Regions from separate parts of the Mus musculus genome. Here region 1 is linked to region 2. Evidence: chromatin loops called from intact Hi-C (ENCODE). Cell type or tissue: heart. All regions are shown on one strand. Each heading gives the region's core, and the rest is flanking DNA. Links, peaks and the distances in the headings are about the cores only. Region 1 holds the start of Ulk2 (unc-51 like kinase 2). Region 2 holds the start of Akap10 (A kinase (PRKA) anchor protein 10).

What was found. A loop is a pair of places that touch in the nucleus more often than their neighbours do. Peaks named below come from ENCODE experiments on the same cell type or tissue, not always from the same donor. Only the 100,000 strongest peaks of a DNase experiment are listed, where the experiment ranks them.
Region 1: it touches region 2 in a loop (10-fold over the local background); 4 of 42 quality-filtered maps call a loop at or near these places.

The regions. Positions count from the first base shown.
Region 1 is chr11:61,853,196-61,856,030 of GRCm38, forward strand. It overlaps Ulk2 (unc-51 like kinase 2), which reads right to left and starts at 1,897. Exons shown (of 27, transcript NM_013881.4): 1 at 1,292-1,897; 2 at 71-163. The coding sequence starts at 1,381. In heart, for the core only: a CTCF peak has its summit at 1,134; DNase peaks (open chromatin) are centred at 1,156 and 1,916; H3K4me3 peaks cover 2,179 bases; H3K27ac peaks cover 1,661 bases.
Region 2 is chr11:61,928,778-61,931,684 of GRCm38, forward strand. Akap10 (A kinase (PRKA) anchor protein 10) reads right to left here and starts at 1,480. Exons shown (of 15, transcript NM_019921.3): 1 at 1,212-1,480. The coding sequence starts at 1,299. In heart, for the core only: a CTCF peak has its summit at 1,588 (motif pointing left); a DNase peak (open chromatin) is centred at 1,564; H3K4me3 peaks cover 2,280 bases; H3K27ac peaks cover 2,220 bases.

The sequences.
Region 1 (2,835 bases), core at 1-2,500, 76 kb before region 2:
TTATAACATGCTCTTTTAACTCAGGGTAACTTTTAACTCAGACTGTGATAGGTATTCTAAAATAGCATACCTTTAAGATTTTTATTTCCTTTCCAAGCAGAATTTGTGATTTTGACAAGTTCTTTTTATTAATACTTTTAATAGCCACCTCCCAATCAGTTTTCTAAAAAGGAAAAAAACAGTGTTATGCCTGAAAATTATAACATAGAAACAACTCAATAATAAAAGCTGTAAATTTATTTTTAGCCACTCAATGTATATGTGGTAGTGGGGAAACATGGCAAAGACCTCAAATCTCAAACTAAAAAACTGATTTCATAAACAACACAATACATAGCAATGTCCTACAGCACTAGTCATTAAAAGTTGTAAATACAAAGACCATATAGGATCAGTTGAAAAAAGTTTACAGTCACATAGGAGTTATGGATAAATAAACTTGGGAAGTGATAGAGTTTAATGAAGTTATCCTGGCTGGATTACACTGCTCTTATTTTTTTTCCTTGACTTTTAAGTTATTTCATAATGAATAAGACATAGACGACAGTACCTTTTTAATAGGCACTCTTGAAACAAACAGAATAACCAAAGCTTTTTTTTTTTTTTTTAATTACTTCCAGTCTCAATGTGCCTTCTCAAATTCTTTAGATTCTATAACCTCGTGTGACCTATTTGCGAAACAGTGGCTTGGAAAAAACAAAGAAACAACAAAAAAAAAAACCCAAACAACTGAGGTTTGAACTTGCATCTACGTTGTATTATTAGGTTAGGGTCCAACTACCTTTGTCACTTATTTCCTCTAACTCAAAAAGGGGAGGGATACTACAAAGCTCCCCCAGACACAGAGGAACGTGATAGTCTGAGAAAGCTTCAGACTAACGGGAAACGCGCCCGTTTTCCGCTGGGTGTGCAATTATCCACGGTAAAGGTGACAAGCTCCGGAAAGCCCGGGGCAGGGAGAAGGGACAAAGGTCCACCGACCCATAGTATGGACAAGCACATTACACTGTGCAAACACTGGAGTCCTAGTCGCTTCGGGACCAGTGGCTTCTCTGAGCAGCAAGTCCCCGGGCGCACCTCGGTTACCCAGCACACTGTCAGGGAAGAACATCAGTGGCTCTGCGCCCGTCGGTAGGTGGAGCTCAGCCTAGCGGCTCTGGCCTCCAAAACAAACCCTGCGACAGTGACAGCAAGCACAAAGGCAGGCAGGCCCGGGGAGCCCTGCCCAGCGGCCAGGACCGGGGCGCTGGCTCCCCAGTTTCGCACCAGACAACGGGCCGGCGGCGCTCACCTGGCGGTGCCGCCCCCGGAAGACCACAGCGAAGGCCCCGTGTCCCACGAGGTCCCGCTTGCAGTACTCGAAGTCGCCCACCACCTCCATGGCCGCGCCCCCGGGACATAGAGCGCTAGGGTGGGCAGGCGTGGCGGAGAACCGGGATCAGCACCGCGGGCCCGAGGGCCCCAAGCACGCCCGCGGGCGGCGGGACAGGGGCAGCCACGGCCCCGGGCCCGGATGGACACTCATGCCGAGAGGCCGGAGCGGAAACGGGACGGGCCGCCGCGCGGAGCCGGGGTCAGCGAGGCCTGGGCCCGGTCGCTTCTCATGGCCCGGGCCGCCGTCGGCCGCGGGGCTCTAGCCAAGCGGCCTGGGCACTGCCCGGCCGAGGGCACCGCCGCCGTCACTGGGCGTACCCGGAGCTACCCGCGCGCCTGACAGCGGTGCAGGGCCGGGGCCGCGCCATCCCCGCAGGTGCGGCTGCCTCCGCTTGTTGCGCCCGCGGCGCTGCTGTGTAGCGGCCGCCGCCCTGGAACCCGCACAGCCGCGGTGGCGGCTTCTGCCTGCTTCGCGGGAGCGCCCAACGCACGCGCGCGCGCCGGCCGCTCCGCGCCGACTACCGGCCCTGTGCGACGTCAGCGCGTCTTGTAGGACGATGCGCCCCAGTCCTGCTCCCTCCGCCGAGAAAAGGAGTGCGCACCCCGGGACGCGGCGCCAGGCACCGGGGCGAGTCTGCAGTCACTGGAGCGAGTTGGCGAGCAGGGGTGTGGGGAGGAGGCCGCGGCTGCTTAGGAACGGGCGGCGGGCTCGGCTCCGCTCGGCTCGGCGCCCGCGGCTAGCTAGAGCCCGCCACGCCCTGACCTGAAGCCACCCTCTAAGAGGCGGATCTTGAACTCCGGCCCCGGGAGTCGCTGAGGCGGTGCAGACACTGGAGACAAAAACTCCGGGAGCTGCCTTTCAAATCCAGACCGCAAACTGCTAGACAACCCACCTAAGGGATAGGGTCTGACTGGAACCTGCGCCTTCTGGGGGTCTCTAGACTTCTGAGGGAGGCTCAGAACCTCCTTTCTAAGGAGGCGCTTCATCACACCAGTCAACTACCAGTTTGCCTCGGGCTTTTTTTTTTCCTCGGATTGTTTAGGTGAAAAATGATAGTCAACTTTTGCTCAAGAAAGCATTACAAAGCCATGGTAAACAATATGTGTGACCCCATACCTAAGTGTGTGTTCAGGTTTGGGGATGTTGCTGTCAATTTCATCGCCTGCCCCTGAAACAACTCCTCTCACCTCTCTCACTTCTCTCACCTCTCCCTCTCTGTCTCTGTCTCTCTCTCCTCTCTTCTTCCTCCTCCTCCCCTCCCCCCTCTGATTTTACTTTTATGTGTATGGGTGTTTTGCCTGCATATATGTGCACCACGAGTGCACCTAGTGCCTGCAGAGGCCAGACCAGGGTGTCGATCTGAAACTGCAATTACAGATAGCTATGAGCCACAATGTAGGTACTAGGAATCAAACCTGAGTCCTCTGGAAGACTAGCCAGTGCTCTTAACCACTGAGCCG
Region 2 (2,907 bases), core at 276-2,775:
CTACGTCCATATAACTATTTCATGACACCCTAAGACAGTGTCTGGCAGACTGGACACTCGACAGTGTGTGTTAAATGAACAGACAGAAGTCTGTTGTTCAACTTGAATTAGTCCCATACTTAGAATGCATTCCCCCCCTTAAAAAACAAGCACCACAACACTGTCAACCTAGGTACATTAACAACTCCAGAGATATTAAGACACTTTACTGATAAAGCTTCCTATTATTTACCAGTTTCATTCATTCCCTCACCTAGCATCAACAGACAGCCTCAGTCCTATGAGGCCTTTAGGAATCATCTGATTCTCAGCTGGAAAAAAAGTGGGTTAACCGGCTGTTTCGGGTTACAGAGTTTATGAAAAAGCTATCACGTGAATACAAGTCTGATTTGGTGTTATGTTTAAAAAAAAAAAAGTCTGTCTGATACATCTTCTCAGTAAGAATGAAGAGATACAACCACCTCCACCTAAAGAGATTTGATTGATCAATTTGTGTATGTATATTTAATGAAATACCATAACCCTTTCCAGGATCAAAATCACCTTGCCTCTACTTTAAAAACTAAGTAAGCTTTTACAACTGGACATCCGAAATCTAAGTAGTTCGTTTATAGTAGCAGCAACGGTCTCAATAATTAGTAAAGTTGCTCAATCATCAAAAGCAGTAGTCTTCTGAATACGGAACTTCAGTAGTAAGAAATTTTATTTTAGGAATAACAGTGGGCCCCCTTCCGCTCTCCACCCCCGCCCCCAAAAGAGGAAACTAGAAAATAGCGCTAGTTGAAGAAATAACAGTTGCACGTGGTTTTAGGTATAACCCCCCCCCCCCAATATTCGGAAAAGTCAAGACTTCCTATAAGTAAAGGGATTTCCTTGATCTTCATCCACAGTGCGCGCGTGGATCACACACACATACAAACCTCCAGAAACCAAACACACCAGGAAAACCTTTTCTTTAGCCAACAGGTGTTAATTTCTATGGGTTTAAGCAGACACTTTTGGCCCAAAGCGACAATGCCCCTCGACCTCGCTTGAGGAGGCCACCTTCTTCCCTGCGGAGTCCCGGGCAGCACACTGCACCGCGGGTGTCGGCGCCGAGGCCGAGCGGCTCATCGAGAGCCTCGCGGCCGCCCTGACAAAACCCTTGCAGGTTTGCTGCCCCACCGCTGCCCGAGACCCGGCTCACCCCCCGCCGGCGACCCCTCGGCTACCTTTCCGCCGGAAGAAGGACATGGCGGGGCCCGGGTCGGGGCGGAGGGCGCGGGGGGAGTGTCGCGGGGAGGGCCCGGCTCCCCTCATTCAGCAGCTGGCCGGGACTTCCGGGGCCGCAGGAGCCGCTGCACTAGTCCGAAAACAGCCCCTTCTTCCGGGTGTGGGCGCTGCCGCCACCTCGGGATGCCCCGGCAGCTGCTGCCGCCATGTTATCAACAAGCCACCCGCTTAGAGTTCCGGTCCGTCCGCGCGCGGGGCTTCACGGGAGGCCCCGGCCCCGCCTCCTCCTGCGCACCTCCTCCCGCGGGGCCGGGGCGCGCGCCCGCTCAGCCCACGTGACCTGGCGTCCTCGAGTCCGCGAGCCCTTCCCCCTGGAGGCTTCGGATGACAGCGTCTCTTTGCTGAACCTCCTCCTCTTCGGGAAGCCCCCGCCAGCACTGCTGCGCAGCCTTTTCGCGGAATCTTGCTAAATGCCGCAGGCTGCTTGGCAGCTTTACCCTGCCAGGTCCCCGGGGGATGCAGGCGAGCCTGCAGGACGAGGAGCTGCTCTTATGTAGCTCCCGAAGCTCCCTCCCTCAAAGTGACCTCAGGAAGGAAGGAGAAAAAGAGTGGTAGGCTCATTTTCAGATGAAATCCCTACAGATGCTCAAAACAGAAAGAGCCAGCAACCTGAGCCTCAACAGAGGGCTATTTCTTCCGTTCTTATTCGAAAGCCACCTTCCTATAAATCTTCTGGCTTTCTTAAAGCTTACCCACCTTTAGCGCCCTGGATGGATGGCCACTATAGCTACAACTACTGTCAAAAGCGAACCAGGAACTCGTGATGCACACAGTTGCTGATTTTTATGTTGGATCAGCAAAGTCTACCTGAGACAGAAGGAAAAACAAGTGCAGAAGCGGCAACTTGCCTGATTATTCGGTGTGTTAAAACAGGAACTAAGTAAAGCCTGGAGTCTTAACCATATTATTAGAGCAGGTTAATAAGTTTGCTAGTTTTGTTTCCAAGCCTGTTTGCTAAATGATGAAAAACCATCATAGCTAAACTTATTTATAACATCGTGCACAGATACCATACTAAACCCTCCAGGTTAGTAACAGTCTTTAAACTTGCTCTTGGTATGGAGGAAACTAGGCCAGCTTTCAAGGTCACGCTGGGCAGGAACTGAAAAGGAGAGCAGGGCTGTGGTTGCCCCATGTGAGGTAATGGTGTGGAGGTCTGAGATGATTTGGAAATGAATATTACACTCTGGGCATACCCCTCCCCTATTCCCACCCACTGCCCACCCTTGAAAACCTTTCCTTGCCTAAGAATATTAAGGCAAGCCAGGGGAGGTGCTCTGGTGGTGAAAGCCTTTAACACACTTGGAAGGCAGAAAGAAGCCAGTGGATCACTGAGTCCCAGGTCAGCTTGATTTACTTAGGGAATTTTAGGCCAAGGTGAGACTGTGTCTCAAACAGATAAAAACAAAACAAGGCGTTGAACGATGGCTTAGCAATTAGGAGCACAGACAACACTTGCAAAGGATCCACAGTTAGAGTATCTACTCTGTTCTTAGGCAGAATGGGTGGTGTGTCTTACATTATTCCTTTGCCTTTCCCTTCTGGAGTTCCAGTCTTGGCAGAGACTGTTTTGTATTTGTTAACTATTGGTTAGCTGATCAGGGCAGGAGGAACACCAGACGAATGAGTGAGAAA